4 separate regions of the Homo sapiens genome follow, and regions 1, 3 and 4 are each linked to region 2. A link is a loop called in an ENCODE intact Hi-C map of the cell type or tissue named here. Cell type or tissue: OCI-LY7. All regions are shown on one strand.

Region 1 (8,000 bases), 88 kb after region 2:
TGAGCCTGGTTCAAATTCCAGTCCTACCAATTACTAGTGCCGGGACCTTGAGCAAATGTCCTAGCCTTTTTGAGTCTAAGTATGTTTGGAGTAATAATAGATCCTCTATGACAGGTTTATTGTGAGGGTCAGAGAAGATCATGAAAGTTAGTGATTAGCAGAGAGGCACGTGGGCCCAGACCCCCATTGTGTTAGCTGCTGTTTATGTTGATATTGGCATAACACAGTCTCTCTCTGTCTCTCTGTCTCTCTCTCTTTCTCTCTCTCTCTCACTCACTCACACACACATGGACACACACACACACACACACACACACACACACACACACACACACAGAGATACACCAGGTTTGGGGCTAGACCCTTGGGGGTTATAAACTTGAATAAGTTCTGCTCCTCAGAAGGACACATTTTTAGGGGGCTATACCATGTTAACAAGCAATTCAGGTGGAAAGTTCTGTAGTGGAGTTGGTAAAAGTGTTCTGTAGGCATAGAGGAGGAGGAGAAAGTCTGGTGAAGGAGACAGAGGCAGGGGTCATTTGAATGCAAGCCAGGGTGAGGGGTGAAGGGCCTGGCATTCCTGGCTGAAACATCAGCAGAAAGCAGGGCCCCCGGGCATGATGGTGAAATTTGCAGCCAGGCCTAAATGCTGATTCTTGGTCTGGGCACATGCACAGTGCCCATTGTCCCACAACCTTTGGTTCTGAGACAGTCATGGGGCAGGAAGGATCAAAGCCCTAGATCAGGTGGGAAATGCCAGAGTCATTAATTCTGCTACCAGATCTCTCCAGAATAATGCTGGAGATCCCCTGAGAGCAGATCGAGAAGCATCTAGCGCAAGTTCCCAGGGCTTCCGGGATGCTTTAAATTACACACTTTATCCTGGTTTACCAGACTCATTTGAATTCTGATTTAAAGCCATTTGCTGGTGTGAGATCATCACTACCATGGGGTCCTGGGTGATTCTAGTCACCCAAGCTTGCAGCCAGAAACTTCTAAGTAAATTCCCATCACTTGTGCATTTTCCCTCATCCCTCCCCAGCAACACCCCGGAGAGAAGAGGCTGGAGCAGCACCCAGGCAATGCATTCTGATCTCAGTCTGGACTTGGCCAGGGCTGCATCCACCTTTGTTTCTGCCCCTGCTTCCTCTCTCTGCATCTGTGAGCAGTGGGTGAGTGGGCTCTTCCAGGATCCATCAGTCAGATCTGGCATGCTCTCCTGCTTAAGCCCCCAGTGGCTCCCCAGTGCACTTAGAATGAGATACGGACTTCTCTCCTCTCTGTGTACCCAGGTTCAGCCCCATCTTGCTTTCCTGTGCTGTATGAGTCTATTCTCCATATCACAGCCCCATCTTCCTCTTCCTGCTGCTAGACTGGTCCTAGACCATTTCTGCCTTGAGAGCTTTGCTTTTTAAATTTTTAATTTTTAGAGACAGAGTCTCACTCCGTCACTCAGGCTGTAGTGTAGTGGTGTAGTCGTAGCTCACTGCAGCCTCGAACTCCTGGGCTCAAGTGATCCCCCTGCCTCAGCCTCTCAAGTAGCTGGGACTACAGGTGCACAGCACCATCCCCAGCTGTGAGAGTTTTGCTTTTACCATTCCTGCTGCCTGGTACCTTTTGCCCGGTATGTGTTTGGAGAAGCTCCATCTTACCATTGGGCCACCCAAATGCTACCTCCTCAGAGAGTTCCTACCTGACCCCATCTGAAATGCCATCCGCTGCCTCTCTCCTGTCTTATCTTTCTTTAAAGTACTCATCCCCAGGTCATATCATATTGGACAACTATTATTTCTCTATTATCTCTCCCCCTGTAGAATGTAAGTTCCATTAGGGCAGGAGCTGAATCTGTTTTGTTCACTACTGAGCACCTAGCACAATGTATGTTGCCTAGAAGGTGCTCCAGTGTTAGTGGGATGAATGAATGAATGAGAAATAGAAGTAATAATAAAAAAATAGTAGCTGCTCCTCAGTAAGTGTTTGCTAAGTACCGGTTGCTGTGCTGAACACTTAACCTGCATTTCTTAACATTTGATCTTCGCAACAGGACTGTTGAGGGAGGAAGGTGCTATTTCTTTCCATTTAATAGATGAAGAAACTGAGGCTTAGAAATGTCAGAAGTAACTTGCCCAAGGTCACGTGGATTTTAAGGGATAATGCTGAGGTTTAGCTCAGAACTCAACCTCTGCTCTATGTTGAGCTGGAACTGTGAGGACCAGGGGACCTTCCCTCTGTGTTTATTCTCTGACTGGGCGGGTGTATAGTGGTAGTGCGGATAACAGTATCACAGCTGGATACTTAGAAAGAAGATGAAGTTGGTGAGACTATATGAGAGTCCTAATTCATGGTTGTCAAATGGAAATATCGTTGAAGAAATACTGTTCACAGACGTCACCATCACACCCCGCCCCTATGTGATAATAGTGATGGGGCTGGATGTCCCAAGACACGTGAAGTATCCTAAGACAGAAGACAGGGTTCTGCAGTGGCCCTGCTGCCCTTGATTAAGGAAATGAGTTGTGGTTGCGTTGGAAGTCCCAAGGAGCAAAGCCGTTGGAGCCCTTTATACATTTCAAATTGGGTCTTTCATTGTTGTCATTTCAAAGGCAAAATCTGAAAATTCTACTTAGTTGTTATTACTGAGTGGGAAGGACGCTGAGGCAGGATTTCAAAGACTCTAGAATGTCAAGTGAGAATCTCACTGTCATGGCAGGCGAGGAGTGTGTGCGTGTGTGCCTATGTGTGCACATGCGTGTGTGTGTACACAAAGACCTGGACTTTGCTGTGTTTGGCATCTTTCTTCACATTCTGCACCCTTCCTCTGGGATGTGAAGAGACGGCTGGCCAGCTTCCCTTTGTGTCTTTTTGAGTGACTGTGACTGCCCCCGGCCTTCAGAGTTTGAGCTCCTGACAGATATTAAAGAACAATTCACTTATTACAGCTAAACAGAAGAGCATATGGAAAAAGCAAACTGTATTAACATCTGCTGCCTGGGCTCCATCTGCTCCCGTTGGCTTGGCTTTGCCTCCAGACGTGCCAGTCTGTCAGTTTTCCAGGGCTAGCTCCTTCTTCCTTCCAAGCGAGGACGGGATGTGCCCCTTCATTTCCATCCACTCGTGCTGGATGACTGGGAATTTCTTAGGCGTTCTGGAAATGTGGGTCTATGCATGCAATATGTGAAGTTTGGAGGTGATGAGCCCTGGATTTTATGCTCTGAACGAGCTGCTTACTAGCTGTGTGACTTGGGGGGGGTGACTTATTGCTGTGTGTCAGTTTCATTGTCTGTGAAATGGGGTTAGCAATAGTAGCTATATCTAAGGATCCTTGCAAGGATGAAATAGTGTAATGCAGGTTAATCCCTTACAACAGTGGCATATAGTAAGTATGCAGTAAATATTCTTGCTTTCAATAAAAATATTCATACACACACCCCATCCTGTGTTACAACTGTTTTCCACAATTTTACACTTCGTCCCTAAAATAGCTCACTGGACTCCATATACAACCAGGTCTTGCAGCCCCTGGGAGGTTCTCATTTTCACAGTTACACCATGAAAGACCCAGCTCCTTCTCTCCTTAAAGAAAACCAAGCTGGGGGTTCCCAGTGCATCAATTAATGGCAGAAATGCCGGTGCCCTTCCTAGAACTGGGCCAACTCAGGGCAAGCCAGCCTTGTCTGCATTTAGCCTGCAGCCTCACCCTCCCACCTGAGCCGATTTTTGCCTCCAGCTAGCAAGGCAAACCAAATGTTGTTATTTTAGTATGTGGTCACCTGTCGGAAATAATTTCTAAAAATGCTTTTCCTCTTTCTCCCCCTGCTCACTTGCTCCCTGAAGCAGCCACATCTTTAGAGCAAATAGACAGCTGTCAGCACCCCCGCCATTCAAAAGGGCATTGTAGTACAGTTGTTCGTGGCTACTTACTGGCCAGGGGGTAGGGAAGTCGGGGGCTGGGGTGAGGGTCTTCAGTAAGGTATTTTATTCCCTGTGCCTCAGTTTCTCCATTTTAGAAATAGGAGTGCTGACTGTGTTTGCCCCCTAGGGCTGCCATGAAGTTTAAAAGGACTAGACCATGCAGGGTGCTTAGAACAGTTCCTAGCATACAGTCAGTGCTGCACTTAGTACTACCATCATTATTTGGAGGTAGAAAGTGGAGTTGCCTGGAGAGCTCTGGCCGGGAAGACAGCCAGATTAAGGCTGGGTGAGGGGAATTATAGCTCACCCTGGATCTCTTCATCCATCCCCATTCTGGGAGACTGAGAGAGAAGGGAGGGGAGTGACATTCCCCTGTAATGGAATCTCAGGTATGGCCCATAGAACCATAGAACCCTACAGCATCCATGTGATAAGGGACCAGAGGGACTGACCCAGGTCCATGTGTTTCCAAGAAGTGTTTGTGGCCCACGGTGGCACCCAAGATGATTTGCGGGGATTCTGTGGATATTAAATAACTTTGAATCATCCAGGGAGGAAATGATTGCCTTTCCAGTGCTCCTGCAATCTCTTGGATTAAACCAATGAGAAAGTCTCAGCACGGTGCTGATGTCCTTAACACCTTGCCAACACTTACACATTTCCCTGTGCAACAGACAAAGGACTCTCTGGGTTCAGAGCCTTAGCCAGGCAACTTGGTCTAGCCAGGGTTCCATAGCATTGTTCCTTTTTCCTTTTGTTTGAATTTTAGGAATCATGACCATCATTTTTTTTAACAACATAAATGTTTATGTTTAAATGTGAGCCAAGTAAAATTATCCAGTGAAGGGAGGAAGTGTTAGGAAGTACTGCCCTCACCCAGCACACTCAGTTTACAGATGGTGGGAGCAGGGTCCACAGAGTACCATGGAGCCAAGCAGTGTCACAACCCCGGGTGTGGCCAGGCAACGGAGCTCTGATGCCTGCCTCCAGCTCTGGTACCTGTCCTTCCACCACTCCCCTGGATGCTGCATGGAGCCAAGCAGAGTCACAACCCCGGGCGTGACCGGGCACTGGGGCTCTGATGCCTGCCTCCAGCTCTAGTACCTGTCCTTCAGCCGCTCCCCTGGATGCTGCAGGCCAGCCTATCAGATGCTTCCTTCACCTGGCCTCTGAGCAGGAGTGACCTTGATTCACAGCAGGTACCCAAAGCTGAAAGAGGGGCCAAATCCAGTTGCTTACCCCTCGCTGTCTGGGGGCTTTTAGAAATCGTGATTCCCAGGCCCAGCCCCAACCCACTAAACCAGTATCTCCCGTGTGGGCACCTGGGCATCTGCATTTTGTGAAGGCTCCCAGATTAGTCCAATGGGAAGGCAAGGCTGAGAATTGGTGAACTAAATGCTGTCATTCCTTCTGCATCATGTTACCTGAGGGAAGAAGAATTGAGAAGAGAGAAAATAAAAGGAGAGAGGAGATGGGGGTAGAAATGCTAATATTGAATGACACAAGCAAACGCAAAGGAGATATTTACAGCACGGTGCCCTTTTGTCAAACTTACAGATACACAAAATAACACTATACATTGTATGTGAACACATACGTATTAACTAAAAATATAAATACATGAATGTGAAGGATAGAAGTGTCCTCTGGGTTGGGAGATGGTGGTTGAAAGCTGGGAGGAACTTCCCAGTTGTCTCTGCAAAGTCTAATTTCTTTAAATAATTGAATAAAACATAACAAAATTGGTACATGGAAGGGCACTGTATTATTTTTCTGTACATTTTAATACATTTTGAATTATTTCATAAATCTAGATTGTATTGGAATTTTTTATATCTGACACATATTTGTATTAGGAAAATATTGAAGTATGTTTCAGAAAATAAGACAAAATCTGACCACCTCCATTCTTCAGAAGATGAATAGCTTTTTATTTATTTATTTATTTTGACACAGAGTGTTGCTCTGTCACCCAGGCTGGAGTGCAGTGGCACGATCTTGGCTCACTGCAACCTCTTCCTCCTGGGTTCAAGCGATTCACCCACCTCAGCCTCCCGAGTATCTGGGATTACAGGTGCTGCCGCCATGCCTGGATAATTTTTGTAGCTTTATTAGAGACGAGGTTTCGCCATGTTGTCCAGGCTGGTCTCAAACTCCTGACCTCAAGTCATCTGCCTGCCTTGGCCTCCCAAAATGCTGGGATTATAGGCATGAGCCACCACGCCCAGCCTGGATAGCTTTTTAGATATCCCTGACCATGGGCAGGATGTTGATTGCAGAATGATGGAGAGGTGGTTGAGAGAGGGGAGAGGGACAAACAGAGGGACAGAAAGAGGACAGACCTAGAGGAGGAGACAGGCTGACATCCCTGGAGGTCTGCATCTTGCTGAGGTCCTCGGCAGTGCCACGGAAGATTGTGCTGGGCAGAGGGCGGGGTGCCCAAGGTGTCCTCTGCCTGACTGCTTGAGGACTTGCAGGGTCCTGTTGTCCCCTAACTGCTGCTGTGGCCACATTTTGCCTTGGCTGTAATTAATATGCAGAGGAGGAGGCCTAGCCTGACTCTCGTGGTCTTCTTTGGCCATCTTGACAGAAGCCATCAATGACCCAGAGATGGATGAAGCCAGATGCTGAAGAAGCTGACCCCTCAGCCCACTCTCTGCACCAATAGTTAGCCCACAGTGTATCCAAAATGACACACTTGTTGAAGACGCCCTCGATAAATTGTCAGCCAATTTTCTAGGTGTTTCACTGCTAAGAAGGGCAGCTCACTTCCAGCCTGGGACTTGAAGGGGCTGTGTTGGAGAGGGAATATTAGCTTGGCTCCCAGGTCTGGTGCTATGGCTTAAATCCCTGATCTGTGTGGCCTTAAGGAAGTGTCTTCACCTCTCTGAGCCTCTGTTTACTCAAATGTTGAAAAAGGACATACTACTATTAATGATCATACTAGTAACAGCTACAATTTGTGTTCCAGGCCTTGTCCTAAGTGTTTTCCCAACATTGACTTAATTCTCATTTCAACTCCATGAGCTGGCTACAGCTGGGAAACCTGCCCAAGGTCACACAGCTTCAAAACGGCACGGCTAAGTTGAGAACCCAGGTAGTCTGGCTTTAGCATTCATGCTCCTGATCACAGAGCCGCGCTGCCTCTTGAGAGGGCTGTGAAGAGGATTAAATTTAAAAAGGCACAGGAAATGCTGTCCCAGTAGCAACGCTGAAAGGTGCATTAGGGAGGGAGAGACTGTATCATGAAATCCTTGAATGCCTGGTGTCACCCAGGATTCTCCTGGTCTCAGGAGGTGTGTAGAGGTAATAGGCAAATTTCGCTTCTCTTCCTAAAGCCCAACCAGGAAGGAAATGTTCACAGTCAGCCTTGGTTGCCCATTCTAAGTTTGGACACTTGCAGAGCTCAGGAGGATCTTCCCTGTGCATAGATGAGGCTGTAAAGTGAAGAGTACAAGCTTCAGAATCAGACCTAGGATGGATCCCAGCCTTGCCCCTTGCTTCCTGGGCGACTTTGCCTGAGTCATGTAACCCCCTTTCTGTGCCACAGTTTACTTTTCTATCTCATCGGATAATATCTCCACCAAAGATAAATGGGAGGATGAAACAAGAGAATCGTGCAAAATCTTGGGTAAACAGTAGATGCTGTTATATGGAGCTTGTCTCTGATGGGATGATGTGAAGCCAACAGATGATGAAGTGGAGCTCCATGAAGCTCCACTTTTCCCTTGAAGCTGGGAAAGTTAGCAGAAAGTTGCATGATGGCAATGACTTTGATTTAGTAGACAGTGTGGAAATCCCAGTCTCGCCTTGTCAAACTCCTCTGAAGTGAAAAGCCTTAATGGGAATACCCCTTAAAGGAAGAGGTAGTGACCCACCCACCTGCGGCAATGAAGAAGAACTTCTCGGAGATGCGTCCTGACTGTCCAAAGGGAAGCAGCCCGGCTTCAGTATCAAGGTGCAGCTGCCGGCTTGCTCTCTGCAAATTTCACAGAAAGAGCCATCTAGTGGCCTGAACAACTGCGGTCCACCGGGTCTCTTGGAACCACCTTGTGTTGGGTGTTTCATGGGTCCTTTGAGGACTAAAG
Region 2 (8,000 bases):
CACGAGCAGTGTTCTCAAGCTGGATCTCCTGAATTTGATCAAATTCTAGCTCCAACACTGTGCAGCTGTGTGACTTTGGGCACATGGCATAACCTCTCTGAGCCCAGGTCCCTCATCTGTAAATAGAGGCTAATAGGAGTCCATTCCTTAAGGGCAGTTGTCAGAATTAAGTGAGTAAAATATGTCAGTGCCTGGCACATGCTGTATGTTGGTGTTGATGGTAACAACCATTATTATGAGTTCTACAGCTAGTAAAAATAATAGTATTCATCATCTTGAGAAATTCCGCCAGCTGGCTTAAAAGTGTGTGGCTGGAGAGAATGAAACACGTGTACTACACGGTAACTTTGTTTTATTCACAAGTTTTGTGGCTGTAGAATTGTCTGAAGCCTCAGTTTCCTCATCTATAAAATGGGGCCAGCATTATCTTCCCCACAGAGTTGGTGTGAGCATTCAAAAAGCAGCCTCTCAAGCCTAGGTTGAGGCACATAGTAGGTGCCTGATGAACGTCAGTGGCCCGAGCACTGTAGACGCTGATTACTGGTTTCTCAGACGCCACAACTTGGGATGCCAGAGCTTTTGCTTGGGATCTGAGAAGCTGGACTGTGAATATGGATTCCAACAACAGCCCTTCAGAGAGCATTCTGCTTCTCTGTGATTTAAAACGAAACAAAACAAAAAATAATATTGGATGATCCAAGGTGCTGGTTTTATATGGCAGCTAATGAGATAGCAGGGCAAGTAACTGGAGAATGTATTGCTAACAGGCACAATAAATATAGCTATGATTATATATTAGCAGCCCTCAAATGGCCCATAATGCAGTGAGTACATGTGAGGTCAAGAACGTGTTAGAAAACAGATGTTTGTTGTTAGTCCTTATAGACCACACTTTTTAAAAGAAATACGTATTTGATGATTTATTATGATCAGACATTGTTGTAAGTGCTTTACAGATATTCGGTGAATCCTAATAACAGGCCTGGGAAGTAGGTATATGTCATTATTATTATTCCTACTTCGCATATGAGGAAACTGAGGCACCAAGATCTCAAGTAATTTGCTCAAGTTCAAACGGAAAATAATTGAGCCGGCATTTGTACACAGAGACTCTGATACAAGTTTCCATGTTCTTAGCCACTATTCTATGCTGAAGTCACACGGAAGAAGATAATGAATGGAAACGGATAATTGAATGCAAAATACCCACTTTCTCTTAAAAATGGGCCAGACCAGCTGTCCTTGGTCCTGAATTCGACAGGCCTTACCATTAATGGAACTTGTTCTTGAACATTAGCATTGGGAGAGTTGTAGTCCTCACACTGATGGAAGCTATCTAATGTATTCTGTCTGCCATTGACACTGTGCCCCTCTAACACCCTTTCCCCTAAACTGATTTTCTTTTACCATGTTGGAATGTGAGTAGTTTACTGTACCTGCTGAAAGCAAGGTCTTAATTAGCCTTAATTTTTGAAGTCTGCAGCTGTAAAATGTGTTGAAAAGATTGAAAAGATTAGTGCACTAGTAATAAGATAATTGTCCCTGAGAAATGCTGTTAGCATGTAAACACAGTTAGCATGTGAAATCAGAACAACTGTAATATTTCCCTCGTTTGGTGTTTAAAGATGCTCCTGCGTGAATAATTATAACTAAATGCAAAGTGCAGAGATGGGATGCTGCATGTTTTTCCTGTTATTCTTTCCTGCTTCTATCCCAGCTCAGAAGTAAAACTCTTAGTGGAATCTTGTCTGAAGCTAGCCTCCCCTCCCCCACAGCCATTTGAAATTAGTACCAAGAATGGGGCAACTTAGAACAGAGGGAATTCCAAAATTAGGGATACTCAGCAAACAAAATCTACAGATCCCATAGCAACTTTTTTTGGGGGGGTGTTGAATGAAAGAGACCACACATGCATACCTGTATGTGCATGTGGATGCTCACATATGTGTGTGTACACACATGCATATTCACACACATACACTCTCTCTTTCTTTCTCTCTGTCTCTTAATAAACAGAGCTGGAGAAAACTAGCCATGGCTATACACAGCAGAAGCAGATGTGATAAACCTCATTTTACCTTTTTAGACCTAGAAAGGTTGCAGTAAAATATGCTGCACCTGCCACCACATGAGGTCCTTCCTTCCTTCTGTGGAGTTTTTGCATCCTTTGATAAGTTGGAACATACTTCAATTTTATGAAATTAGTACGTATAGTACCTTCCTAACAGACCATAGCTCATCAGATATGCTACATATCCTATAAAGACTAACCTTTCTGCTTCCTCATCTCAGACATTAGCCAATCAGTAGGTTGAGCTTGTCTCCTTCTGCTGTGTCATTTATACCCCAAACTCTTCTTTATAGGGAGGACTTGCCTTGACTTACAGTCAGGAAAACATCCTACAGCTCAGAAGTTGGCTGAGTTCTCAGCATACATCTCTCAGATTCCACCTATAACATGAATTGGGTTTCCGTTGATTTTGGTTCAGCAAGAATTTACCAAGTGCTTTCTATGTGGCAGTCTTAGGACTTCATTAAGCATAAAAACAAAGAAGATAGTCCCTGGTCCTGGGGAAGTGGGACAAGTTGTCAAAAGTATGTAGCAGGGGCTGATGAGAAGACAGGACTCTCACCCCTATCCATGGGAGTCAACTTTGCTCTCTGCCTTGTATTCCTGGGTGTGCATTCATAGGTGCTTCTTGAGTTAAATTATTCTTGGACTTTGCAGCCACGTTACTTTACAACCTGTCTATGGTTCATATCCCGTCCTTCTCTCTAACCTCAGGTCCTCCAGCTGAAAGTGCTGGGCTTAGCTTAGGATCCACTAAACCAGAGATTACAAACACCAATGCCCACAGCAGCCACACTGGCAGCCGTAAGTGAAGGACATGTGTCTGGGGCGGGGACTGTGGCAAGCAGGAGGGCCTGTGACCCTTCTAAGGGAGATAGCTGCTTTCCAGTGCCAGAAAGGCAGTGCCTTAGGAAAATGCTGGATTTGTGTAGCTAGGTCTTCTGATTTTTCCAAAAAATGCCAGAACTTTGCAGTTTTATGGGAAACCTCCTGAATGTGAAGTATTGGCATCCTATGTAGGTTTTTGTTGTTCTTTTTAAAACATTGTGCAGGCTGAACAAACTATGCCTGAGCTGAATACTGCTTGTAGATTCCAGTTTCTGTTGGCCACCTCTGCAGTCAGCCCATGAAGATCGTGTTCTCAAAGTGCTGGCTAAACAGAGGCCACTGCTGAGTCACTAGGGTTGCTTCCCACCACTTCATGAACGTGTTCAGTGTGAGACCACACACTTTACCTTGCATCTTGTTTCTCCAGCTCTTTCTCATCCTGCCCTCCCCGCAGATGTCTCAATGAAGTCCCTGGGAAAGTAACACTTACTCTCCTGAATACAGCCTACAGTTCCACCAAGCGTGGCATGCATGTGAGCGAGGGTCCCCCAACCCCGCCCCACTGCAGAAGGCGTAGAAATGAAAGCGGATCGTTGTAAGCTTTGGATCCGCCAAATGGGACTTAGCACAGCGTCGTCTCCTGCGTGTTGATTATCAACTTGCTTGGGGGATCTCAGGCTCTTGCCTGACCTTGGCATGAGGTCTGGCAAATTTGGCTTTCTGGGTGTAGAATTGATCGTTTCAGAAACAAAGCCATTGAGACAGAGTTAAGGAGAGTCCTCTATTCACGGATGAAAGGAGCTCATTGTATAAAATTGGTGTGACCTGGACCCCCTTCCTCTGGCCCCCTCCTGTTGTTCCCTTCCCCCACAGCTGGGGCTTTGTAAGGGTCTCGCAGGATGTTCTATCCCAGGCCATACTTTCTTCCCATCTTCCTGTCTCTGAGGCTGCCCCGAACAGAAGGAGAGCTGGGCTTGGAGCCCCTTTGCACGTTTTTGGCTCCTCGGGCCAACTCTGTTGTCGTGGGTGATGAGAGCACTTCCTTCCGAGAGAGCTAGGAGAAAAACAGCCAGGCTGTTCACAGGCAGCTGCCCAAGGCGGCTGTGCAGGAAGAGAAAACAGTGGGTGCTAAGAACCTCTTCCTGTTCTGCCTTCTGCACGGGCACCTCCCTTCTGGGTCACGGCCCTGAAAAGTCAAGACTGTTGAGCTAGAGGAAGATGGTCCTGTGTGTATTAACCTCAGTGCTCAACTTCCTGATGGATTATTTGAGTTTTTCTGTTTCTGCTGTGAAGTCACGGGATCCCGAATTTTTCTTCTTGAGGTTGGCGGGTGAGGGTTGGAGTCATGTTCATGGGGTAACATGGTACCTTCCTTTGTGGGGGAGGGGTAAGGTATGGTGGTGAACAGATAGGAAGGTCATAAACTTAGATGCTTTCAGGGCTCAGCCCAGGTGGGCAGGGTGGGGTTGTGGCAAACAGAAGGGGATGTGCCTGCCTTAAGTGGACCTGCCTACCCAGTGGGTCAGATCTTTCCACATTTCACGAAAAGCCACAAATCAGAATATCATGATTTCACCCTAAATTTTAAATGCTGGCACCTAATTTTAAAAAAAGTATTGTTCAAAAATTAGCCAGGCTTAGTAGCATGTGCCTGTAATCCCAGCTCCTCAGGAGTCTGAGGCAGGAGAATCGCTTGAACCCGGGAGGTGGAGGTTGCAGTGAGCCGAGATCACGCCACTGCACTCTAGCTTGCGTGACAAGCAAAACTCCATCTAAAAAAAAAAAAAAAAAAAGAAGTATTTTTGTGCACCATGCAGATCACACCATACCACATCCAAGCATTTTGGTTACCTTTTTTTCTTTTTTTTTTTAAACCTCTCTGAAGATATTAAGGTTAAATGGGCCTGGCTCTGTGGCTTTCAACCAAGTCTTTGAAACTCTCTGAGCCTCAGTTTCCTCCTATATAAATTAGGAACAGTACTACAGGGTATTCATAATCCAGGAACAAGGAAATACTTAATGTCATCAAGAGAAAAAGCAAACTGGGCACACTGACTCTTGCCTGCAATTCCAGCAATTCGGGAGGCCAAGGCAGTAGGATCACTTGAGACCAGGAGTTCAAGACCAGCCTGGGCAACATAGGAAGACCCCATCTCTACAAAAAATGAAATATTAGCCAGGCGTGGTGGCACAGGCCTGTAGTCCCAGCTACTTGGGAGGGTGAGGTGGAAGGATTGCTTGAGCCCAGAAGTTCAAGGCTGTGGTGAGCCATGATTACATCACTGCACTCCAATCTGGGCAGCAGAGCAAGACCCTGTCGTTTTTTTTTTTTAAAGTAAAAACCAAAAAAAAAAAAAAAATCTATCTATCCAGTCTTTATGGCCTTCTGGGAACAGCCACTTCATGAGGATAGAATGTGGGTTTATTGAAGTAATGCTCATAAATGGTGAATTATGGTATCTCATAAGGACTTAACCAATGATAGCGGTCTACTGGGCGCTGTCATCAAGGCTGTCATCTTCATTGTCACTATCGTTTCATTAAGAAATATTAGAGGAGGTTGAGGGGACAGGCTGCAGGCAGAGTCCCTCCCCTGCTGAAGCTTTCTGACTCCATCCTGACTCTAAATGTAGAAGGCCCATCCGTCCCCTGCAGGGCCACCTTCCAGCCAGGTGTTCTCATCGTCTCTCTTCTGTCCTAGGAAGGCAGCTCTACATCCCGAGCTGTAGCCTGGGACTGCAAAGCTCTCCACTCCCCACCTCCTGGGATCGTTTTTTCCGCCCCCCGTGGTTTGTGTCGGCAGTTCTGTGTGTGGCCTCTTGGAGTCATTCCAGACGCGAAGCACTGCTGAATCACAGTTTTCCTGTATCTTCGACAATAGATGTCCTGGTCAGAGGCTCTTGTGAAGGAGCAAAAGAGGAGGAAGTGAAGAAAAGCAGGGAGGGATGTGCATAGAAATTTATTTTGGCAAAATGGGATGAACTCCAGATTTGGTATCAAAAAACTGACATTCTACACTGAATTTTAATCCAAACTGTGTGTGGCCCTTAGGAAATAGGCCTTTCCTCCTGGATCTCCCATGCCTCACCAAACAGTGATGGGTTTGATTCAGGTCAGGGACGGACATCTAGGGAAACTGGAATCTATTAATAATATCTGCTCCTCGGGCCGTATTGAGAATTTGAGGCCAGGTGGACTGCTTAGTAACAGCTGCCTCGGGCAACTTATTGTGAATTCGCTGCATAACTGGTCTGCACCTCTAAGTGCTTTTCTTGAACTCACGATTTTGGATTCTGGAGCTCAAATATGAACTATTTTCCTGTGGAACAGAGATCTCACCCAGCAGTCCCAGAAGTCACATAGTATCATTGGAACTCCAGACAATGTCTGTGGGACACTTGGCAGTATTGGTTCCAGTTGGGCCACCTGCCATCTTGGTGACCACAGCAAGTGGGTGCAAAATTGATAGGTGCTGCGGCCTGTGCCTGGGAAAAGCTAATTATCGGGATGAATTATAGATGTGGCGTGTGTTCCCAGCTCCAGGAGGATGTGTGTTCAAACACAGCCTGGGTGGCCACCTTTAGAAAGATTTGCGGCATGGTGGGATTTAGCCAGCACTTCCTGTCTGGGCCATGTCGGGTAACGGCTGCCTTCTTGGCACGTGGCAGGTCTTGTTTATGGTCTGAGATGCCTCTGAGCTGTGAAAAGCAAAACACTGTAAAGTGTCGCCAATTGTCTTCTAAGAGGAACTAACATTGGTGGCCCACCCACTCTGTCAGGACTGAGCCGGGCTCTGGTAGAACATCTCAGTCAGTGCTCCACAATGAGTGTGAGAGGATCATGGTGATGATTATTACCATTAACCACTGGAAAAAGCAAAGTAGTCGACCTGAAGACTCGCAGCAAGGAAATGAGAACATCTAGTATGAGGAGCATCTGATCCAATTCAGTGCTCCTTATGGCTTCTTAGTGCCAGATGCTGATAGAACCAGGAACTGTGGTTTAATGATTCCAGTTCAAGATGTGGTTGTACCACTGGGAAGCAGGGTAGCTTAGTGGTCCAAAAGGATGCCCTGTTTCAAATCCTGGCTTCACCACCCACTAATGAATGAGTTTGAAAAAATTACTTCTCCTTTGAGCCTCAATTACACCATCTGTAAAATGGGGCTTTTGGTGCCTGCCTCCTGGAGTTCTTGTAAGGTTGGTTTGTTTGTTTGTTTGTTTGTTTTAAGACACGGTCCCAGTCTGTCACCCAGGCTGGAGTGCAGTGGCACTATCTTGGCTCACTGCAGCCTCTGCCGCCAGGGTTCAAGCTGTTCTCGTGCCTCAGCCTCCTGGGTAGCTGGGACTACAGGTATGCACCAACACGCCCAGCTAAGTTTTATATTTTTAGTAGAGATGGGGTTTCACCATATTGGTCAGGCCAGTCTCGACCTCCTGACCGCAAGTGATCCGTCAGCCTTGGCCTCCACGGATTACAGGCTTGAGCCACAACACCCAGACAGTTGTAAGAATTAAATAAGATAATATTTACAAACCCCTTACAGTAATACCTGGCATTCAGTGTGAGAACAATGTTAGCTGGTATTTTGATTATTGTCAATATTGACTAGCTATGTGACCTTAGGCAATTTGCATTAATATGGGGGTGATAAATTCTGTTGCTTGCAGTAGCCAGGCCAGCTACTCAGTCTGGAGCTGTTTTCTTGCAAGAATACACATCCAGTGTTGCTAAATCTTCTGTTCTTAAAGGAGACGTGAGAAATCTAGATTTGCATGTGAAGTATCCTGGTTTTAAAACATTGGCAATGAATGATTTCAAGTATTTCATCAAGGCTGCAGGCCAAAAAAAAAAAAAAAAAGCAAACCAGCTTGAAGCATCCACAGGCCACCAGTTGGGCATTCTTGTCTTAACACTCTGTAGCTCAAGCCTCTAATCTTTTCAGGTAGGTTTCTTCAAAACCTTGTAATTCTAAGATGGTAATTCTGTGTACTTTTTAAAGAATTACAAAACCTCTTGAGGCACACACAGAACAAAGTATTAAATACAGGAGTTTAGATTTTTGATAACCATTTGTGCTCAAGGATACACATACCAAGC
Region 3 (8,000 bases), 93 kb before region 2:
AATGGGGTTTCTGTATTATCCGACGCCTTTGAAATGTTGATTTTTCGGCAGAAATTCCTCATGCTTCACATTACTCAGATAACTCAGGACTCTTTTAGACATCAGCAGTGACTTTGAAAGATCGGTTCACTGGCTTTAGATCACCTCTGCTTCTAACAGCCTTGGAGGTATAGCTTTTCTTCCTATCCAGATGTTCTGAGACCACAGAAAACAGGGTATGTTATTGATGGTTCGTTTTTTTTTTCACACTTTCAATGGAGTTTTGTTTTGTTTGAGCGACGCATTACACTTTGTATACAGAAATATGCATCATTGAATAATATTTATCTTACTGCAAATGTTGCCATCTGTTTATCATGGAAAGTGTTAAAATAGATAAATAAAAGTAGAAATAATATACGTAGGTATAGATATGTTTGTAATATGAATTCTAATATATCTATGTATTCACTTTCCTTCCGGTCTTTTCATACTTTAGACGTTCTCTTCAGTTTATCAATTCATTTTTTAAAAATCTTCCAGAAGGGTGGGTGGTCAAAGGCTTGCTATTTTTCACCTAGGAAGCCAGCCATGGCGTAAGTTCTTATTTACTGGTGACTGTTCAAGTTTGATTCATGGTTTTAATAGAAGAGGAAATTTGGTGGCTTGAGTTAAAGCAGAGATTTGACATCATCGCGTCATTGTGTATGTGTGTGTGTATCCTCAGAAAGCAAAGATATCCTTAGGCATATCTCTGACATAAGAGTCTGCCCCCCACACCCCGCTCCAGAGCTGTTTATGATCCATAAGGTCATAAATCCATCTATATGAGTGTTTCAGTGCAGAAGAACTTAACACACACACCTGTTGGACTGCACAGGTGAGGTTGAGAGTCTCTATCTTTTGACCAGTGCTACCTTAAGAGCTGCCACTTATGATCTCTCTCTTTCCTTTTCCTTTGCATTTCCCCATTTCTGCGGACCCAGATCCCCATCTACCAGAAACAAAGAGAAAATGCCTTGGGGAAAATAAAAAATAACTAAAAAACAAACTCGATCTTAACAAAACCTGCATTCTAAGGAAGGGGTGTGGGAACAGGAGAAAACGTCCCAACAAGTATGTGCGAGGCCCCGGCACCAATGAAAGAGGCCTCTGTTGAGTACCCTCAGGCCTGACATACCTGGGTTCACCTCCTGGCTCGGCCCTTTCTCATGCCCCTAATCTTGGGCAAGTCACTGTAATTTCGGTCCTCTGTGAATCTGAGCTACCTCATAGGGCTGTATGAGGATGAAATGTAGCAATATATGTGAACTCATGTGGGCCTGTTCCTTAATCAGTGTTCAAAAATGAGCTGTTCTTAAAAGGAAATTCTTGGTATGTTTGAAAATAAGGAATTTCTTGCAGTTATTCATTTTCCCGTACAGTGTAGGGTGCGAGTAAATCCAAGGCAGTAGAATGAATATAGCTGTTTCTGTGTGAGCAGGACGGAATGTGGTAGAGGAAGGAGTACTGACATTTATTGAGTGCCTGCTGTATGTCAGGTGTCATTTAGGTATTTTGCATACGTTAGGTTATTAAATGCTCACCCCCCCCCCCCCCAAAAAAAAACACAAAAAATTTCCAGGAAGGAAGACGGTATTACACAACTGATAAAAAGTTAAAACTAAGGACACCCAACTAGAAATCGCTGGTCTTATGATGGCTTGTTATGTGGCAGGAATAATGGAGGGATTTGTAAATGTTACCTTACTGTCTTACTGATTTCTCCCAACTTTGTGGGATAAGACTTTTGCTGTCCCCAGGAGGAAACTGAAGCTCAAAGAAGTGAAGCTGCTTGCTCATGAAGTTCACAGAGCTGGGGAGTAGCAGAACTGAGATCCAAACCCAGGCCTGCCCCTTTCCAAAGATGCCACCTTTCCGAGTTGCGTTCCTTTTGCATGGTTTGTTGAAAAACCCTAAATGCAACCATGCATTCCCAAAAATCTTTTTTTTTTTTTTTTTTTTTTTTTTTTGAGACAGCATCTTGCTCTGTCACCCAGGCTGGAGGGCAGTGGCGTGATCTCGGCTCACTGCAACCTCCGCCTCCTAGGTTCAAGCAATTCTTGTGCCTCAGCCTCCTGAGTAGCTGGGATTACAGGCGTGCACCACCACGCCTGGCTAATTTTTGTATTTTAGTAGAGACAGGGTTTCACCATGTTGGCCAGGCTGCTCTCGAACTCCTGGCCTCGTGATCCGCCCGCCTCGGCCTCCCAAAATGCTGGGACTACAGGCCTGAGCCACTTTGCCCAGCCCCAAAAATCTTTATTCTACTTTTCTCACTTCTTGTTGCAGATTCCTAAAAAGTTACCAACCCTAGAAAAGAAGCAGACATGCAATTTATATTGAATCAGACCCCTAACTCATGATGCAAATACAAGGGTAGTAATAATGATAATAATAATAATAATGACTGCATGGCAGTTATGATGTGTTAGGTGGTTTTAAAAATGGATATATAATAGTTTGACATATTTTGGGGTACATGTGATATTTTGATAGGTTCATATAATGTGTAATGATTAACTTAAAGTAATTGGGATATTCATTACCGCCAACATTTATCTTTACTTTTTTGTCAGAGACACTGAAATTCTTCTCTTCTAGCTCCTTTTTTTTTTTTTTTTTTTGAGACAGTTTTGCTCTGTTGCCCGGCCTGGAGTGCAGTGGCACAATCTTGACTCACTGCTACCTCCGCCTCTCAGGTTCAAGCAATTCTCCTGCCTCAGCCTCCTGATTAGCTGGGATTACAGGCACCCGCCACCACACCTGGCTAATTCTGTTTGTATTTTTAGTAGAGATGAGGTTTTGCCGTGTTGGCCAGGCTGGTCTTAAACTCCTGGCCTCAGGTGATCTGCCTGCCTTGGCCTCCCAAAGTGCTGGGATTATAGATGTGAGCCACTGTGCCCGGGTCTTCTAGCTATTTTGAAATATACAATAGATTATTGTTAATGATAATCACCCTACTGGACTACCAAACACTAGAGCTTATTCCTTCTATCTAACTGGATTTTTATCCTTCCAATCAACATCTTCCTCCCTACTCCCCTAATCACCTATCTACTCTCTATCTTCTTGTCATCTACTTTTTTTAGCTCCTACATAGGAGTGAGAACATGTGATATTTGTCTCTAAGTGCCTGGCTTATTTCAGTTAGTATGATGGCCTCCGGTTTATTCATGTTGCTGCAAATGACAGGATTTCACTTTTTAACAGCTGGCTAATATTCCACTGTGTGTGTTTACCACATTTTCTTTATCCATTCATCCACCGATGGGCACTTAACTTGATTTCATATCTTGGCTATTGTGAAGAATGTTGCAGTAAGCATGGGAGTGCAGATAGCTCTTGGATTTATTGATTTCCTTTCCTTTGGATAATTAATCCTTTCCTGTGTAGACACAGTAGTGGGATTGCCAGATCATATGGTAGTTCTGTTTTTAGCTTGTGAAGAACCTTCATACTCTTCTCCATAGTGGCTGTACTAATTTACATTCCCACCAACAGTGTATGAGTGTTCCATTTTCTCACATCCTCACCAGCGTCTGTTATTTTTTGTCTTCTTGATAAAAGCCCTTTCAGGTGGGGTGAGATGATATCTCACTGTGCTTTTGACTCACAGTTCCCTGGTGATTAGTGATGCTGTGCATTTTTTTATATATCCATTGGCCATTCGTATGTCTTCTTTTGAGAAATATCTGTTCAGCTCTTTTGCCTGTTTAAAAAATTGGACTACTTGTTTTTTTGCTGTTGAGTTGTTTGAGTTCTTTATATATTTTGGTTATTAATCCCTTGTCAGATGGGTAGTTTGCAAATATTTTCTTCCATTTTGTAGATTATTTAATTTGTTGATTGTTTGCCGTGCAGAAGCTTTGTAGCTTGATGTGATCCCGTTTGTCTATTTTTGCTTTTGTTGCCTGTGCTTTTGTGGTCTTACCCAAAAAAAATTCTTGCTCAGCGTCCTGAAGTGTCTCCCCAATGTTTTTTTCTCTAGTCGTCTCATAGTCTCGGGTCTTAGATTTAAGTCTTTAATCTATTTTGATTTGGTTTTTGTGTATGGTGAGTGATGGGGCCTAGTTTCATTCTTAAGTTTATCCATAGGTAATGGCTATCCCGTTTTTCCAGCACTACTTATCGAAGACTTTCCTTTCCCCAGCCTTTGTCAAAAATGAGTTGATATTAAAGTGTGGGTTTATTTCTGCGTTCTCTATTCTGTTTGCCAGGCACTGTTCTAAACCCTCTTTGTGCATGAACTCATTTAATCCTTCAAGCTGTGTACTATTATATTTTCAACAGTCAAGAATGGAAGTTGAAATTGGCTAGAGAGAGGAGTCTTGAATTCAGCTCTCTCTAACCAAGGGAGAAGCGGAGGAGGGGGCAAGAGGATATTGTTCAGGGTTCTTTGGCCGGGGACAATGGCCTTTCTTTCAACCACAACAGACTTCCTGCTGCTCCATTCCTTCAGACCGCTCTGTGGTTGGCCCACTGAGGAGCCCGCCACTTGTACCTGAGAGCCTGGGTCTGCAGCACACTGGAGAGTTACCTCAATAAACATGCAGTGCGGATCATCTTGCGGACACTTCCTTCCGCCTGCAACAGAAACTACCCGTTTGCCCGCAGATGCTCATCAGATGGTGCCCATGTGCTCTCTGGGTTCGGTTGCCCCCTTCCCGATTGGAAGCCAGAGGCATCACAAAGAAGATGGGTGTGGGGTGGGGTGTCACCTTAGCCCTGAACCTGGACACTGGCATTATTAGTGTCAGGAACTGCAAACCCAGACACCCTGCCAGATGAGGAAGGGGTGGGACCCATTCTCAAGCTTTGTGTGTGTGGACGAGGGTGTCTCATCTTTCAGGGCCACCTAGGGGCAATGAATGGATTTGTCCTGTCCCAGGCCTAGTTTGTCCCAGCCAGGTGACTACTGCTTATCTGGACATCTAATCCAGGCTAATGTGTCAGTGGATGCTAATGAGGTAATGTGGTAAGAGGCATTTGTTTCTCCTCCCAGGGCACGCTTTGCCATAATTTTTGGCCACAAGATGTGTGGTTTCAGTTTAAGATGAGTTTGTGGGGCAGAGAGGTTGATGCAAATGTTCCCTACCCAGGAGGCACAAACATTGCAACTATGGTGATGATGAGGTGCATTTATCGAATGCACCAAACACTGTGGAAGGACTAAAAAGACATGCTTTTATTGAATTCTTATAACATCTGGCAAGTTAAGAGCTATTATTTTCATTTCTGTTTTACTGATTGAAATAATGAAAACTAAGGCAATAAGTTGGATGAAAATTAAGCAGATGTGAAGTGTCCAAACTAGAAATTGAAGTTGGGTGGTGTCTCCAAAGGCTGTGTTCTCAGTCTACCCAGTTCAGAGTCAGTAAGTCCGTTGACTCTAGCCCCTCATTCTCCCCCTGCCTCCATCTATTTATGCATGCATTTGTCCACCCATCCATCCATCCATCCATCCATCAGTCCATTCATCTATTTGTCTAAGCATCCATCCATCCATCTATCCGTCCATTCATCCATCCTCTGTCCATTCATCCATCCATCTGTCCATCCATTTACCCATCGATCCATTCATCCACCTATCTACCCATCCTCCACTCCTGCAGTTAGAAGGTACCAGTCCCTGTGTCCAGCACTGGAACCACCTTGGTGAACAGGACCAATGTGCCTCCTGCCCTCCAGGAGGACCAGTCTAGCAGGCAAGAGTTAGAGCCCGTGCTGATAAGTGGCCGATCTCTAGGGAGATCACTCTCACATCCTAGCCTGGTTCATTGCCTATACCCTTTCCCATGGTGACCTCTTGAACACACAAGGGAGGTGTCCTCTGGGAAGGTCAGGGCAAGGAGTAAGTAGTATGATTCAGAGCCCTGGGAGCCCTGAGGTCTCTGCCATCCCAGAACTGTCCATGAGGCCTGGGCTGCTCTGCTCATGGGGCCCAAGCTCTTCTTCTTGTAGCTCATGAAACAACCCTGGAAATGATCCAGGGGAGCAGATGGGCAGATGCTGTGGGGCCTGGGAGGCAGGTCGTGTGATGTTGAGGAAGAAGACAGTGGTCTGACATCATCGGTGGTATGGCACTTTGCCTCTCTGGAGCTCAGTCTCCTTGTCTGAAGCACAGGGGCCATGATGGCACCTACCTGGCAGGGCTTGATGGTGAGGCACAGCTCTGGGTCATGGTCAGTGCTCTGCTCTGCCACCTGATGCAGCCACATCGTAGGAGATGTTTGCTAGAGCCAGGAGGACTTTCAAATCCATGGCCCGTGGGTGGGTTTGATTTTGTCCACACGGTGTGTTAGAATAAATAGGCCCTGGAATTTAAAGATTAGGATATGCCGTGAGACAGCGTAGATTTTTGGAATTCTTTTAAAAGTCATAAGATCCGGCAATACAGGGTCCACGGTGCTTGCTTGGTGTTAAACAGCCAAGCTGAGGAATGGTGATACTGCAGACCCACTGGGTCCCTAAGAGTCCCCCTAAGATCTCTCCTGTCACCTGTGGCACCTGGCTGGCCCCTCTTGGCTGTTGAGTTTGCAGCCCATTTGGAAGACCTCCGTGTTCACTATGAAGACATAAAAATGAGCATCTGTGGTTACCCTATTCCCATGTGGCTTATTCACTGCACTTATTTGCCTCTCACTGCCTGTGCCTTGCCCTGGCATGATGGAGTCTCCCTCCCCGCCTAGCTGGTGGTGGAGACCCAGAATATGCAAATTCTTATAAGCATGAGGCCATCCTGAAGGCAAATGTCCCCGACAGAAATAGAATCATGCATTCCGCAATTTGATAAACCTGTTTCCCCTCTGCAGGGAGTGTGAGTGACAGCCTCCTTTGAGTCATCTGCCCCTCACTCTGTGTTTCCCGTGACCTTGTCCCCCAATAACACGCATTGGGAAGTTGGGAGTCTTTAGAGACAAGGGGGAGGTGGAAAAGTAGAACATTCCTGAGCACCTTGGCTTGGTCCCAGCGCTGTCAGGGACGGACCGTGACTTTCATCTCTGTGTCTTTTTGGCACTTCATCAGATGATGCTAATAAGCCTGCCTCCCTCCCTGGGTTGTGAGGATTAAATTTGATAAACAGATGAGAAAGTGCTTTGAAGCTCAGAAAGCCCCATGTGAATGGAAGACGGGGCTCATGTCTTCAAGCAGCACAATGTGGGAGTGTTCAGACGGGGTTGTCTGCGTTCCTTCCTCACAGCGTCTTGTAACCCGTGGGGGACAGGGAGAGAATGAATGAGTGAAATCCACTGGAAATTTCCCACCTACTCATCCATTCATTCATCAGATACTGGTTGGGGTCTGCTGTGTGCCAGGCCTTATGCACAGCAGGGGGAAAGACAGATGTGACCCTGCCCTCATGCTCTTTATGGTTTGGGGGCAGGATGACCTCCCAATAAAAACAAACAAGAACATTGCAAAAAATCAGATTGTTACAAATGCAGCGAAGGAAACCATTAGGGAGCTGAACGAAAAGAAAGAGCTGTGGATAAGCATTTGTTTTGGATGGGTGGATTTATTTTACTTATTCAGGGGTAAGGATTTATTTTGGATCATGCCTTTTGCCATAGTAGTCCTAAACGAGCCCCAGGAATCCAAAATATGGTATAGACACCAATCGTGATGCACCAGTGGTTGGAGGTGCTACAAGGGCAGATATTCTGTAAAAACTCTTTATAAAAAGTTACTATTCGTATCTGTACAACATTTATTCACTTCTTAAATTTATTTGTTAATTTATTGAGACAGGGACTCCTTACGTCACCCCGGCTAGAATGCAGTGGTTTGATCTCAGCTCACTGCAACCTTGACCTCGCAGGCTCAAGCAGTCCTCCCACCTCAGCCCCCTGAGTAGGTGGGACTACAGGTGCGTGCCACCATGCCCGGCTAATTTTTGTATTTTTTGAAGAGGTGGGGTTTTGCTATGTTGCCCAGGCTGGTCTGGAACTCCTGGGATCAAGTGATCCTCCCACCTCAGC
Region 4 (8,000 bases), 68 kb after region 2:
TCCCCACCACGGCGGTGTCAGGGGAAGGGGAATCTGAACACAGGACTGACTGTTTCTAACATGTGTGGGCTCTTTTCATGTGGAAATAAAGTTCTCCGGAAGTCAGAGTCTGGGGTTTGCCGGGTCCTTATAGTTACAAATGCTTAGTCGAGCAATACTTCGTCTGTTTAATGCTGTTAAGAAAGAAGGTATTCACGTCTATAATCCCAGCACTTTGGGAGGCGGTGGTGGAGGGATCATGAGGTCAGGAGATCGAGACCACCCTGGCCAACATGGTGAAACCCTGTCTCTACTAAAAATACAAAAGTTAGCTGGGCGTGGTGGTGCATGCCTGTAATCCTAGCTACTCGGGAGGCTGAGGCAGAAGAATCGCTTGAACCCAGGAGGCGGAGGTTTCAGTGAGCCGAGATCGCACCACTGCACTCCAGCCTGGGTGACAGAGTGAGACTCCATCTCAAAAAAAAAAAAAAAAGAAGAAGAAGAAGGTATTCTGTATTATATGTAAATATTAAGAAAACTAAAGCTGCACACACATACACACAAACTCCATTCTGCTGTTCGCTCTTATCCAGAGGACATTTTGTTTTGGAAACTAGATAGGGAAAGTAGTGAGATTAGTTACTGTAGTCTTAGGCTCACATTGGACACATGAACTGGAATCTAAGTTGGAGAATGACTCCCATCCTGTCCTGGGTGGTCAAGACAAGGGGGCATCCTGATTTGGGGAACTGGGATGGCTTTGCAGTCAGCACTTTGCTGAACCTCTGTCGCCTCCTTTGTACAATAGGGAGATGATGCAGGCTCATCATCAGGAGTTAGTGAAATTAAACATGACCCCCGGCCCACAGTGGGCACCCTGCGGCACTGAGTGGTGCTATAAACATGCAAGGACTTCCAGATCATTCCTGTGCCATCTGGAAGCTGTCACCCTTTCTTTCTGGGCCTACAGCTGCAATCTTGGTGAGTTTGCCAAGAAACTTAGCATTGAAATGTCATAGGGTAGTGTTAAATTTTACTATCCAAACCCAAGGCCTCATCTGTGCCAAGTTGGGGGATATACAAATGAATAGATATATTTATCTTGAATGCTTTGAGAGTATTCAGAGAAAATAGGTTACCTTCCCAAGCAGCCTTACTCACCGTGGGCAAAGAAGTAACTGGTAGTGGTTTAACTGGTCCAGCAACTTTGGTCAGAGCCTGTTTGGTTCCCATGACTTTTTGTGGGAAAAAAAAAATCTTAACTGTGGATTTACCAGGTTGTTGACATATGACGCTTTTGGACGTAGGCTTACAGCAGGTTGAGGGCCAAGAAAACATGTCAGCTATTTCAAAGGAGCTGAGCTTGAAGAACTAGCTGAAATAAAACATGTTACAATCACTTTAACACCCTCCCCTGCGCGGTCCAAATGGTCCAAATCCCTGCAGCATTTTTTCGCAGCATGCTTATACCATCCACATACAGCATTTCTGTGACTGGAGGACAGTATTGTGTTGGCAACAGCTTTGGGGAGGAAGGAGGGGGAAAAAAAGACACACTGACAGAGATAGTCATCTTTGCACCTGCCCTTACCTGTGCCTGAAGCCAGAATTCCAGCACATCTGCTCCTCACCTGCCTCTGGTCTTTGATCAAAGGTCATTTTGGGAGGAATGCTATCCCAGCCATTGCTCTGAAAATTGCAAACTGCTGCTCTCCTCTGTTCCTCTGATCTACTTTTTTTTCCCTTCACCACGATGGTTATTACCAACTGACAGACTTTAAGGTGTTACTGCCTTCTTACCTTCCAACATAAGCATAAATTATGCCTTCTTACCTTCCAACGTTAGCATAAATTGATGTCTTATGAACTATCATATATATCTGCATGCACCTGTACACACACACACACACACGCACATGTATATACACACATGCATTGCTCACATATGTATTTTGTTCCTGTATCTTGTGTGTCTGCCACATCATTTGCTCTTAACAAATACAAATTAATAAATCATATGTACACAGTGTTTATAAGATAAGCCTCAGTTCCAGAAATGTCAAAATGATGGGAAAAAAAATCTTCATCTGAAAAATCAGGAGAATGTGGTCAAATGCCTGGATTGTCTAGATTGAGGTCCCATTGATCAACTAATCATACCTGTTTCTAGAATCAGAGTGAAAAGGCTGAATGTGTTTTAAAGACAGACATGTGGCGTGAAATGATTCCTCCTCTTACTCCCAGCCATTGTAATATCATTAGTAATGAAAATGTAAAAGGATTGTAGGTGTCTGTGTTCTGGGCTTATTTCTTAGAGCTTTTCCTAGAACCCTCACAATGGCCCTCTTATGCCAGTTTTATGGCAGAGAAAACTGGGGACTCACGGGGGCATCAACATGTCTCTTTGTTTATTGGAAACATTTTTATATGCTCACAAATAATATGCAACAGCAACAGTAATAGCAGCTAAAGCAGAAGTGTGCAAACTGTCTGTAGAGGACCAGATAGATTAGTAAATATCTGAGCCTTTGCTGGCCACATGGGCTCTGTCACCGCTAAGCAGTTCTGCCAGCGTGGCTGTACAGTAGCTGTAGATAATATGCAAATGAACGGGAGTGGTTGTGTACCAATAAAACTTTGGTTCGCAAAAGAGGATTGCAGGCCAGATTTGGTCTTAAAGCTGTAGTTTGCCAACCCCTGAACTAAATATGATTTCCATGAGGGCAGGAACCACGTCATTATTTTTTACATCATTGTATCTCATGCAGGGAGCCCAATTCTTTGCACATGGTAGTTCTTGAATGAATGAATGAGTAAACCAAGGAATCAGTGAGTGGTCTGTCTTTCAAGATCCATCACGACTGAAGCTCCAGTCCTCCCCTTTCCTTTCCCATGTACTCCCCTTCCCTACCCATACTGCCAACCCTACCCCAGCTTATCCCCTTGCATTAAGCTCACGGTCACATGTGTGCTCACTTGCTAGCTCTCTCTCGCTTTCTCTTTTCTCTCCCCCTCACCCATTCTAGACCCAAGGTCAACCCCTTCCTTCCCTAGTCTTCCTCAAAAGCCTTGGGGGATTGAGTAACCCGTTATTGTGCCAGTGGTGGCTTTTTTCTGGAACCTTTTGAAGTTCTGTGGTTTGTTGATTCATCTCTTTACACCCATCCCTCTTTCAGGAAGGGTTTATGGCAGTCTGCATGGGTGTACTAAACAAAATAAGACTGCAAAAATTAAAACTGAGACAAAGAAAGGAAACACAACCATAGGACCATCATACCTTGGAGCTGGAATAGGTATTAACACCTACACCATGGTGGGGAACTGGAGATTTGACAAAGAGCTTTCTGGCTGCCATCAAGGAAAACAAATCTGTCCCTTCCACTGCCCTGTATCCAAATAATTGACACAGGCCATTGCTCATGGCAGGTGGATCTGTTCTCAGTGCTCAGTTCAGATGGAAATTTCTCCAGAGGGCCTCACAAGAGGAGGAAGAGGAAGGACCAGCAGGCTTTGCAGCTTGCTAACAGCAGACAGGATGAGGTATTCATGGCTGTCTGCTACGACGGTGTCCCCTGGTCTAGACTCGACATCTTATGCTGATACTCAGCAGAGTAAGGACACATCCTGGTACCTGGGCCTGGGTTGACCTCGACATGTATTTTTTTATTATTATTATTATTAGTAGTAGTAGTAGTAGTAGTATTTTGAGATCGAGTCTTGCTCTGTCACCCAGGCTGGAGTGCAGTGGCACAATCTTGGCTCACTGCAACATCCACCTGGTGGGTTCAAGCAATTCTCCCATCTTAGCCTCCTGAGTAGCTAGGGTGTATGCCACCACGCCTGGCTAATTTTTGCATTTTTAGTAGAGATGGGGTTTCACCATGTTGGCCAGATTGGTCTTGAACTTCTGACCTCAAATGATCCGCCCACCTTGGCCTCCCAAAGTGCTGAGATTACAGGCATGAGCCACTGTGCCGAGCCCTGACATGTATTTTAGGGAAGCTACCAGAACAAACAGACCATGTGGTCTCCAAGCACCACTGGAGCATAAAGAGGAAGCTCTTAGTCTGAGAGAGAGACCAGGTGAAAATTCCAGCTCAGATGCTGACCTCTGGCCTAGTCTTTCCACTTTTGTAAACCTCCGAGTCTTCATCTAAGAAGTGAGAGTTGATATTAGCATTCGCCACCTGTTGTTGCGGTGGAGTCTGATGAAACGCCTTCGCACTGTGGCCTTTGCATCTATTATTGTATTTAAACTTGGCAGCGACATTGCAAGGTAAATGTCACCCCATCTGCTTCACGCTGTTCTGAGTACTTTAGCTCAGTATTACTCAAGCATTACTTTCTTTCATTATCACCCTCCCAAGAAGAAAAATTTAATTTAATATAAATTCTCCCTTGTGAGAGAAATTAAATACTGTGGGAAAAGATTTTATCAGATAGGGTTGAGCTTTGGGGGACGGCTGACCATTGCAATATCTAAGACTATTATTATTATTTTGAGACAGAGTTGTGTTGTGTTGCCCAGGCTGGAGTACAGTGGTGCAATCTTGGCTCAGTGCAACCACTGCCTCCTGAGTTCAAGGGATTTTCGTGCCTCAGCTTCCTGAGTAGCTGGGATTATAGGCGCCCGCCACCATGCCTGGCTAATTTTATATTTGTAGTAGAGACAGAGTTTCACCATGTTGGCCAGGCTGGTCTCAAACTCCCAACCTCAACTAATCCACCCGCCTCAGCCTCCCGAAGTGCTGGGATTATAAGTATGAGCCACTGTGCCCAGCCTAAGATTTTTTTTTTCTCACACACATATACTCCCCCAAATTTTGCTTGCTTGGTGGGGGTGACAGTCATCCCTATTGAGAATATGTGCTTTAGATATACAAACTAACTCCTATTAAAGCTCTAGTTGAGAGAGAAAGGAACGGAGGCCCAGAGAGGTAAAGTAACATACCCAGAGTTGCACAGCTAATGAGAAAGGATCTGAATTGTCTTATGGATTGCTCTAGACGGTGCTTAAAGCACAGTCTAACTTATAGCAGCAAACTGTACGTGTTATTTTGTGTCTTGCTTTTGTCGCTTACCTATCTAGCTCATCGATTGTTCTGGTTCAGTATATATATCATGGCCCCCATTCTTTTTAATAGCTGCATTAGGCTGGGCGCGGTGGTTCACATCTGTAACTCCAGCACTTTGGGAGGCTAAGGTGGGCAGTCATCTGAGCCCAGGAGTTCCAGACCAGCGTGGCCAAGGTGGTGATGAAACCCCGTCACTACTAAAAACATGAAAATTAGCCAGGTATGGTGGCAGGTGCCTGTAACCCCAGCCACTCGGGAGGCTAAGGCAGGAGAATCACTTGAACCCAGGAGGCAGCAGTTTCAGTGAGCCGAGATCGTGCCGCTGCACTCCAGACTGGGTAACAGAACAAGACTCCATCTCAAAAAAAAAAAAAAAAAAAAAAGAAAGAATGAAAGAAAGAAATAGCTGCATTATTTTGCATTTGCATTCACATAGCATGGTTTATTTAACCATACCACAACTGCTGAGGCTGAAGTGGTTTCTAGTCTTTGGCAATTAAAAACTCGCCATAGCAATCCTCCCTACACGCATATCATTTTGCTTAAATGCAAGTTAAATGTGAAGGTTACATGCCTAGAAATGAAGTCTGTGCACACTTCTTAAAAGATAGCATTTTGTCAGAGGCACAAAAATATCTCCACAAAGCTAAGATTCTTACGGAGCCATCCAAGGTCAGTTTTCACCATGTTCTTAACAGCTAAGCCACTCTTTTGACCCCCAAATTCCTCCCGACCTGGTTATTGATTTAGCTGTGGGCTCCCCACCCCCGCCACCTTTTATGCCTTTGGTCACCAGATTATCCTCTTGTCATCTGGTATTTCCCTACCAGGCTTCCCACAGTTTATTTTTGAACTTCAGTTCTCATCTCATTAACAGAAAGCCTAGGCGGCCAGATTCCATTCCTGCTGCCGGGGTCAGTGCTTTGAAAAAGGGTCGTTAATAAAGCAGCATCATAGCTTATCCTGGGTCCTTCATGTCCACCAGGATGGGGGAAAAGCAGAATCCTTCCTGTGTCCCTCGTCTTTCTGAAACTTTTCTCTAAGAACTCGAACCAGTCTCATTCTGCAGACCTTCCTGGGCCTTCATTATATAAGAGCTATGTTCTGGCAGTTAGGGAAATCTAGCATGAGTGGCCCCCATTCAATTCTGCAGGGGACAAAAAGCCTCTCTTCTCCTAAAGCTTGCTGGTAAGTCTCTATGGCAGAGTCAAGGCTAAATCAACTCCCACATATGGCGACCTCAGCTAGAGAAGCGAGGTGGAAGGGACGCTAGCAATTCAGAGGGTGTCTTTAGCCCCTGTGCAGCAGCGTCGTCTGTAATTAAAGCTGGCTGCACTATTAATATCATCTGAGTAATTAAACTCAATGGTGTTTGGCAATAGTTTGTTCTGGAAGTTCCTTGAGGAAGAGCGGGTTAACGGGATGGAGAGGGCTGCATGGTATTTTGTGCAAATGGAATCTTTTGGCCTCCTTTATCTGGTCCTGAAGCCTGCTGGGGCTTACTGCCACCCCCTCTTCATTCTGTTATTTCCCCCAATTCACATTTGCTGATGAAACATGGTGGCCAGGTTGATAAAGGCATGGAGCTGGATGCTCTGGTGGTGGTGGGTTAACCACGTGCATTTCCCGTCTGCCTTAAGTGCAGTAGGTGCCCAGAAATGGATTTAATGCATCCAGGCATTCATTCCACAAATATTTACCCAATGCCTGTCATGTGCCAGGGTTTGTGCATACTGAAGGGACATAAAAAAGTAGCTTGCGTTCTAGTTGGAAGATTTAGACAATAGGCAAATACATAATATTATATATAAATAGAATATATTCAGACAATAAGCAAATATATATTATACATATTAATAATAGACATTGTAGATTATAATTATAATCTTTAATAGCCCAGAGAGTGATACGTGGCCTGAGGAGCAACATAATTAGAGGAATGGGGAATGCCTATGGGGCAGGGGGTGGTGGCTCTCATAGGGCGTGTCCTCTGACAAGTTGCTTGAGGAGTGAACCATGAGGATATCCAGACGGATATTTTTCCTGGCCTGGAGAACAGCAAGTGCAAAGGCCCTGAGGCAAGTGACAGCATTTGCATTAGGAAGCAGCAGCTGACGGTCTATGAAGAGCAGCACAGGAGGTCAGAGCTGAAGGACCTTCAGTGGAGCCCCTTCCCTGCCGGGTGAAGACTGAGGCCAGAGAGGGGAGAGCTGACTGTCCCAACTCAATCTCGCACAGCAGCAGGTAGACCAGTTTTTCAGGACTCCCACCTCCCATCCTTACGCTTCACAGAGACTTTAAGGGACCTCAGAGCAGCAGGAAAGGTGCTAAGCAACCCGGTTCAACTCTGCAGTCCTCCACTCAATAGCAGTGTGGTATAAATGACGTCAGCTCCTTGAGCCTCATCTTCCTCATCTGTAAAATGGGAACAGTGAGGGCACTCGCCACCAGGCGTGCTGTGAAGATGAGATGAGATCTCCTGGGCTCTGCGTGTGGCATGGGGTGGCTGTGCAGGGAACGTTAGTTATGGGCCAAGGTTTTTTGGTCCTGCAACTGGACACACTATACCTCCAGCCCATTCCCTCGCCCCCACTAGATGTGACACCATCCGTCTCCTCATGGCTGTCACCTGACGGAACCGATTTTACACTCATTTTGACTTGTTTTGTAAGGGAGGGTCTGGTTTTCTCTTGGAGACAAAAATTTTGGCAAGTGAGACCTTACAGGATGTGCTCCAGTTTCCTCATCTGTAGAATGGAGCCGTGATAGCTCTTAACACTGGCTCCCTCGGCAGGAATAATTTTTTTTTTTTTTTTGAGACGGAGTCTCGCTCGTCGCCCAGGCTGGAGTGCAGTGGCGCGATCTCGGCTCACTGCAAGCTCCACCTCCCGGGTTCACGCCATTCTCCTGCCTCAGCCTCCCGAGTAGCTGGGACTACAGGCACAC

What was found. A loop is a pair of places that touch in the nucleus more often than their neighbours do. Peaks named below come from ENCODE experiments on the same cell type or tissue, not always from the same donor. Only the 100,000 strongest peaks of a DNase experiment are listed, where the experiment ranks them.
Region 1: a loop joins it to region 2, with 2.8 times the contacts of the local background. A loop is called at or near these places in 6 of 110 quality-filtered maps.
Region 3: it touches region 2 in a loop (5-fold over the local background); 23 of 110 quality-filtered maps call a loop at or near these places.
Region 4: a loop joins it to region 2, with 5 times the contacts of the local background. A loop is called at or near these places in 10 of 110 quality-filtered maps.

Annotation. Positions count from the first base shown.
Region 1 is chr16:17,278,211-17,286,210 of GRCh38, reverse strand. The region is part of intron 2 of XYLT1 (xylosyltransferase 1); the gene reads left to right. Among named protein-coding and RNA genes, the nearest start is that of XYLT1, 190 kb to the left of the region's middle. In OCI-LY7, CTCF peaks have their summits at 7,750 and 7,949 (motif pointing left); DNase peaks (open chromatin) are centred at 3,760, 7,060 and 7,890; H3K4me3 peaks cover 2,340 bases; H3K27ac peaks cover 2,493 bases.
Region 2 is chr16:17,365,823-17,373,822 of GRCh38, reverse strand. The region is part of intron 1 of XYLT1 (xylosyltransferase 1); the gene reads left to right. Among named protein-coding and RNA genes, the nearest start is that of XYLT1, 100 kb to the left of the region's middle. RefSeq lists an enhancer at 4,148-4,237. In OCI-LY7, CTCF peaks have their summits at 1,969 and 2,175; DNase peaks (open chromatin) are centred at 1,242, 4,002, 4,282, 6,602 and 1 weaker place; H3K4me3 peaks cover 3,411 bases; H3K27ac peaks cover 5,583 bases.
Region 3 is chr16:17,459,135-17,467,134 of GRCh38, reverse strand. The region is part of intron 1 of XYLT1 (xylosyltransferase 1); the gene reads left to right. LOC107987234 (a long non-coding RNA gene) reads left to right here. Exons shown (of 2, transcript XR_001752091.2): 2 at 52-8,000. Among named protein-coding and RNA genes, the nearest start is that of XYLT1, 7.8 kb to the left of the region's middle. RefSeq lists an enhancer at 4,961-5,010. In OCI-LY7, CTCF peaks have their summits at 4,708 and 4,911 (motif pointing left); DNase peaks (open chromatin) are centred at 4,544, 4,854, 6,724, 7,114 and 2 weaker places; H3K4me3 peaks cover 4,929 bases; H3K27ac peaks cover 5,497 bases.
Region 4 is chr16:17,297,890-17,305,889 of GRCh38, reverse strand. The region is part of intron 2 of XYLT1 (xylosyltransferase 1); the gene reads left to right. Among named protein-coding and RNA genes, the nearest start is that of XYLT1, 170 kb to the left of the region's middle. RefSeq lists a silencer at 2,407-2,476. In OCI-LY7, CTCF peaks have their summits at 605 and 812; DNase peaks (open chromatin) are centred at 2,569, 3,519 and 4,099; H3K4me3 peaks cover 4,370 bases; H3K27ac peaks cover 6,055 bases.